Linked DNA regions of Homo sapiens: region 1 is linked to region 2. The links are chromatin contacts, found by Hi-C or POLR2A ChIA-PET in ENCODE. All regions are on one chromosome and are shown on one strand. The core of a region is the stretch at or near the end of the contact, and the rest is flanking DNA. Distances in the headings are between cores, read along the strand shown. Region 1 overlaps ALK (ALK receptor tyrosine kinase). Region 2 overlaps ALK (ALK receptor tyrosine kinase).

Region 1 (2,700 bases), core at 160-2,659, 60 kb before region 2:
CTGAAGCTATAACTTTTGACAGTACAAAAGAATATTATGGGAGAGTAATTTTTGCTTCAATATTTGAGCTACTAAGAAAGAGCACAAACTTCTCTGGCAGGATGGGATGGGGCTTAGAGAAAGGTGAGGTGGAGTGGGAGCTGTTTAATTCCATCCAAATTCCGCCCTTGACACTAATAGCTCCCTTCTGAATGAGCCAGCTGGAAGAAAATGTGAAAGCAAACCATAGAGAAACAAATATGTATGAACCAGAGAGGACCTTAGCGAGCAGTGAGTTCAAACCGCTCATTTTCCAGGCCTAGAGAAGGTATGGGGAGGGCTATATGTTTAGGACAAATGGTGCATCTGCAAACTCTCTCCTTTCTCTGAAATCACATCTCTGTTTTTCAGACTAAATTAACAACATCGCCCATCACCGCTAACTCTAGGAGTCATGTAAATTTACTGAGGTTTCTTTTGCTGAACAGGTGCAGGCTCAGCCTAGTGAATACCCAAACCATTTCCCCTGGGCTGCCAGTCCCAAAAACAGGCCTGCCCTGTACTCTCTGAGAGCTGTGCCTGATTTGACATCCAGACCACTATTTATTTGGCCACATTAAGCTTTGCTTTGTGTGACACAAAATCATTGTAAACGAATGCATTATTAAGTGTGTTTTCAAATAACAGGGAAAAAACAAGCAGACTGTCACTGATTGTTTTATTGTTGGAAGGAAAAGAAATAAGTAAAACGTGTACAGGCAAGGTAGGAACTGTTCCAAAGAGCATTTAGAATAGGAGCATTTGTTACATTTTATTGATGTAGGTTTGTAAAACATGCTTGCCAGTGAGCCTGGGGCATTCATGTAAATAACCATCACACATGCATAGCTCTTCATTACTTATACTGACACAAGTATGATATATTTATTATATTATGTTCATTGGCTTAGGAATAAATAGACATGCAGTGAGACATGTAAAAATAAAGATTGGAAATACACAGTGCCAATCGGCTGCAATTTGGGTAGTTGTGATCATGTACATTTGGCAAAGTTAATGATTAACTAGTGAATAATAGCGAAGCAGCTCTCTGGGAGCACTTTTGATTTCTGGACGTTGTAATTATTGACACAAGATGATCTAAATATAGAAAAGAGACCAAGACTCCCACTCATTTTGGATTCTAAAACAGAGATAGGAGCATACAATTTTAAGAATGATATGACTGATACTGAAAGACTGTGTCATGCACACATTATCTCATGTGGCCCTTACAAAACCCTGAGAATTTTTAGAATATGCCCTATTCTTATTCTCGTCATCGTTTTCAGAAAATTGAGGTTTGGCAGAGTGTGTGCTTAGCCTGAAGTTAACAGCTAATAAGTGCCAGAGATAACACCTTCCTCCAGGGCGCTGATTTCATTTATTTGACAAATATTTATTGAGTGCCTGCTGTGTGCCAGGCATGGAGACATAGCAGTGACTAGTGCAGGAGGTACACAATGAATAAACCAATATACAGAACACATATATGTGTAAGAAATAGGGCAAAGGGATGGGAGTGGCTTACAATGAGTTGTCTCTCAGCAGGATGACCAGGGAAATTCTTTCTGGGAAGTTGACCTATGGACAGGGACCTGGACAGAGAGAGGGAGTGGCCATGTACCTCTGAGTAGGAGGAGCTTCCTCGGCTGAGAGAACTGCCAGTGCAAAGGCCCTGGGGTGGGAATGTGCTTGGTGAGTTCGGGGAAGAGCAAGGAGACCTGTGGGACTGAGCTCCAGCAATGAGGGAAAATGGTTGCAAATGAGGTTAGAGACAGAATCAGGAGCCAGATCCTGTGGGGCCTTTAGGGGCTAGGCTATGGCAAGAAATTTGAAAGCTATTTCAGGGGCTGCAGTGTCAATCTAACTGCCACATAGAGAACAGACTGAAGGGGGGCCCTCTTTGAGCTCATAGCAATAATGGAGAGATGCGAGATGGGAAAAGATGAGAAGGGGTAAAATTCAGGTAGAGCCATCAAGATTTGCTGATGAATTGATGTGGGGTGTGAATAAAAGGAAGAAGTTAAGGATTCCTCATTGGTTTTTGGCCCAAGCAACCAGGCGAGTATTGGTAACACTTTCTGAAATGGGGAATACCTGGGGTTTAGGGGAAGGGAGGTTAGGTTTTTGGCTTGCTCATGGTAAGTTTCAGATGCTTATTGGGCAATAAAGTGGAGATTTTGAGCAGGCAGTTGGATGTATATTCTGTGTATTCTGTTGTTCAGGGGAGAGATTGGGCTGAAGACACAAATTTGGTAACAGTAGTATGTGGATGATATTTAGAGCCATGAAACTGGGTAAGATCACTTTGAGAGAGAGTTTAGATGCAGAAAATTCCCAAGTTCTTCAACTTTTAACAACTGTCAAATAATAAAATAAAGATCCCACAGAGTTGTTTTTTATGACAAGCTTACTTACATGTCGGGCAAGGAGAAATTCACTGTATGGTTTTCCAAGTAAGAAAAGTCAGAGTTTTTAAAGTCTTACGAAGAGGGCTACAATGTGGTTCTGGTTATTTGGAGTTGAAAATCGGTTCTTTGAACTAAAGAGAATGAATGAATGCATAGGTTTGTGTGAGCATGGGTAAACAAGTTATCTTCATTGGTCAGCAAAGAGTCTTCAGTTAGGTACAGGAAGGGTCTGGTGTCCCGCACTCACTTGAAATTTATTGATCATCAG
Region 2 (2,700 bases), core at 41-2,540:
ATTGGGCAGACAATAGAAGGACATAAATATGGGGGTAACTTGACCAGCCCTTCTTTTGCCAAGATTGCTCTGATAGTGATGGAAGAAGAGTATGAGGAAAGGGTAGCCACAAGAAGACCAGGTAAGGGGCTACTCAAGTGACAGATAAAGACCCAAACCTACTCCCAAATGGAAGTGGGAGTACAAAAAGGCTGTGAGTCTGAGGTCTGTTTTGGTAACTAAAGAAAAGAGAACCAGTATTAATTTAATTGTATAGTTTGGACAACTGGGTATTTAGTAACGTCATTATTTTTAAAACAGAGCTCAGAAACAACAAATTTCAAGTTTGGTTTTTCATAATCCCATGAAAAATTTCTTAAGCAGACTTATGCAAATCAACCCTCTGAACCATGGTTGGAATGCCATTTTCATCATTGCCACTTTTGTTGTAGATGTGAGATTTTAGTGGGCTAAGATCATCTCTCCTGGCTCTCAGAGACATTGGCAATTGGAGCAGAGCTGTTTGTAGGAGAAATGTTTCAGAAGGTTTTACCTGGGAAGAACTGGGAAAGCTGTACTAATCAGAAAGAGGTAAATGAGGAACCCAGAAACCAAGGGGGTTCCTAGAGGTAGTACTTTCCTCTCTTTTTGCCCTCTCCTTGTGTTGTTTCAACATAACAAGGAAAGGTTTTTCTAAGTCCCCTTCAGGGTGGTTTCATCATGGAGCAAAATGTTTCTTTGTTTTGTTACTTGACATATAGACAAACACTAGAGAGAAGCATTATACATATACTGACCTTAAACATAATAGGTTACAGACTAGACCTATTAGTTATAATTTTCCTGCATTGTTACATGGAACAAAATTTAAACTTTCACAACTACTGATACCCACAGTTAGATTTTGTCCTATCTTTTTTTTTAAACATTGAACAAAGGAGAATGAAAACTAGTTGAAAATATTGCCTGATTCATTGTCTGTTATGAGAAGATATTCAAATATGTCTTAGACACACAATACAACTGTGAGTCATCCAAAATACAGTCTGGTTCTCTTGAAATTATCCCCATGAGATTAAACTCTATAGAGGGAAATTGCTTAAGGATCTCACTGATGCCATCACTGGTTGTACTCTTTCTTGGGTAAAAGTTGGTGAAAGAATCCGGGAGAGAGAGAAGGAGGACGATGGGAAGGAGGAAGGGAGGGAGAGAAATCATTCTGGACCAAGAATTTTCTTTCAATCTTTTCCTGTAAAGCTTTGACTGATTACGTTTACTTTGACTCACCTGAAGTGATTAATAAGAGTGTGTCTCCATAAAAGAATTTTGGGTCTGTGTAATGAAGACATTTTTACTTAAACTTTTTTCAGTGTCCCTAAGACATAATTACTAGGTCATTTTGAAATCATGTTTTATGGTTGCTCAGGAAGATGAATATGAGGAGTTCCAATGGGGAAATTAGGCCCGTGGTTTAGTCTGCTCTGATTTATGAATTGCCCTTTAAGGAAATACAGTGGTAGTTGAATATAGGCTTATGGGAAGACCGTGTTGTTTAGGAAGTGTGTTCAGTGGAAGGAGTATTAGCCTAATAGTCAAACTGAGCTATGAGTCAATTTGTGACTCAGTCTGATTTATTGTCAATCATCAAACAGCTCTTGAGTCCCTACTATCTACTGGACATTCTTCTAGGCCTGGAGAGCAATACATAGCAGTAAAAGATATGGTACTTATTCTAAGGAGCTCATATTTTTATCAAAAAGATAAGGCACAAACATGTAGCAAGGGTTAAACATGATATTATAAAAGCAGGCACACAAATTTCTCTTGGGAGGAAGCTGTCTTTATTTGGAAAAATGCCTTCACGTGTAGGTCACAGATGTCCATATTTACGCAAAAAAAACAATGAGAGGATATTTCTGGAAAGAAGAGAAGGAAAAGATAGGACCGGTGAAGTCAACTTTGACAGTTTCTTACCAGAGGGTTGTTGTAACTGCAGGAGCTGGCATAACCATAAGGAGCCAGCACCCCTAATGATCACCTTGAGGTTGTTTATATTCCTCGATGTAAATTCTTTCTCTGTATTTATTGCACCTCTCCTACCCAAATCTTATAGTGAACACACAAATGGCCTTGCAATAAGTAACCTTTTGGATGAAACTTAAGGAAGGGGCCAAATTTCACTTTTGGGGCAACTTATTATAAAACATACAGGAAATTGGGTCAAATGAGACAATTCATGAATCTGAAGTTAGAGGTGGCCATGAGCACCTGGGAGTTTGGGAAATCTTCATGAGAATTTTAGACTTTCACAAGGTGCAGAATTGGAGGTTCAAACTCATCTTCCTTAGACCTCAAAGGGCAGGGAGGCTGGCCCCGGTCAACTTTTAGTTACATATGTATTAAAAGATATTGATAGGCCGGGCGTGGTGGCTCATGCCTGTAATCTTAGCACTTTGGGAGGCCGAGGTGGGCAGATTGCCTGAGCTCAGGAGTTCAAAACCAGTCTGGGCAACATTGTGAAACCCCGTCCCTGCTAAAAATACAAACAAATTAGCCAGGCATGGCAGTGTACGCCTGTAGTACCAGCTACTCGGGAGGCTGAGGCAGGAGAATTGCTTGAACCTGGGAGGTAGGGGTTTCAGTGAGCTGAGATGACACCGCTGCCCTGCATTCCAGCGACAGAGTGAGATTCCATCTCAAAAAAAACAACAACAATAAAAC

Evidence for each region. Hi-C counts contacts between places; a loop is a spot of excess contacts on that map. ChIA-PET counts read pairs that join two places held with the same protein, here RNA polymerase II (POLR2A).
Region 1: a loop to region 2 is called in a map of PC-3, with 8 times the contacts of the local background. The contact joins two enhancer-like sites. A Hi-C loop is called at or near these places in 1 of 168 maps with a recorded cell type or tissue (PC-3) and 1 of 37 single-sample maps with no recorded cell type. POLR2A ChIA-PET finds 5 or more read pairs at or near these places in 2 of 52 experiments (MCF 10A and Panc1).

The regions. Positions count from the first base shown.
Region 1 is chr2:29,722,265-29,724,964 of GRCh38, reverse strand. The region is part of intron 1 of ALK (ALK receptor tyrosine kinase); the gene reads left to right. Among named protein-coding and RNA genes, the nearest start is that of ALK, 200 kb to the left of the region's middle. Within about 2 kb of position 1,409, at least 3 of the 41 ENCODE cell types and tissues checked have a DNase peak (open chromatin) inside an H3K27ac peak, as active enhancers do; they include PC-3, where a contact is called at or near this core.
Region 2 is chr2:29,661,906-29,664,605 of GRCh38, reverse strand. The region is part of intron 3 of ALK (ALK receptor tyrosine kinase); the gene reads left to right. Among named protein-coding and RNA genes, the nearest start is that of ALK, 260 kb to the left of the region's middle. Within about 2 kb of position 1,290, at least 2 of the 41 ENCODE cell types and tissues checked have a DNase peak (open chromatin) inside an H3K27ac peak, as active enhancers do; they include PC-3, where a contact is called at or near this core.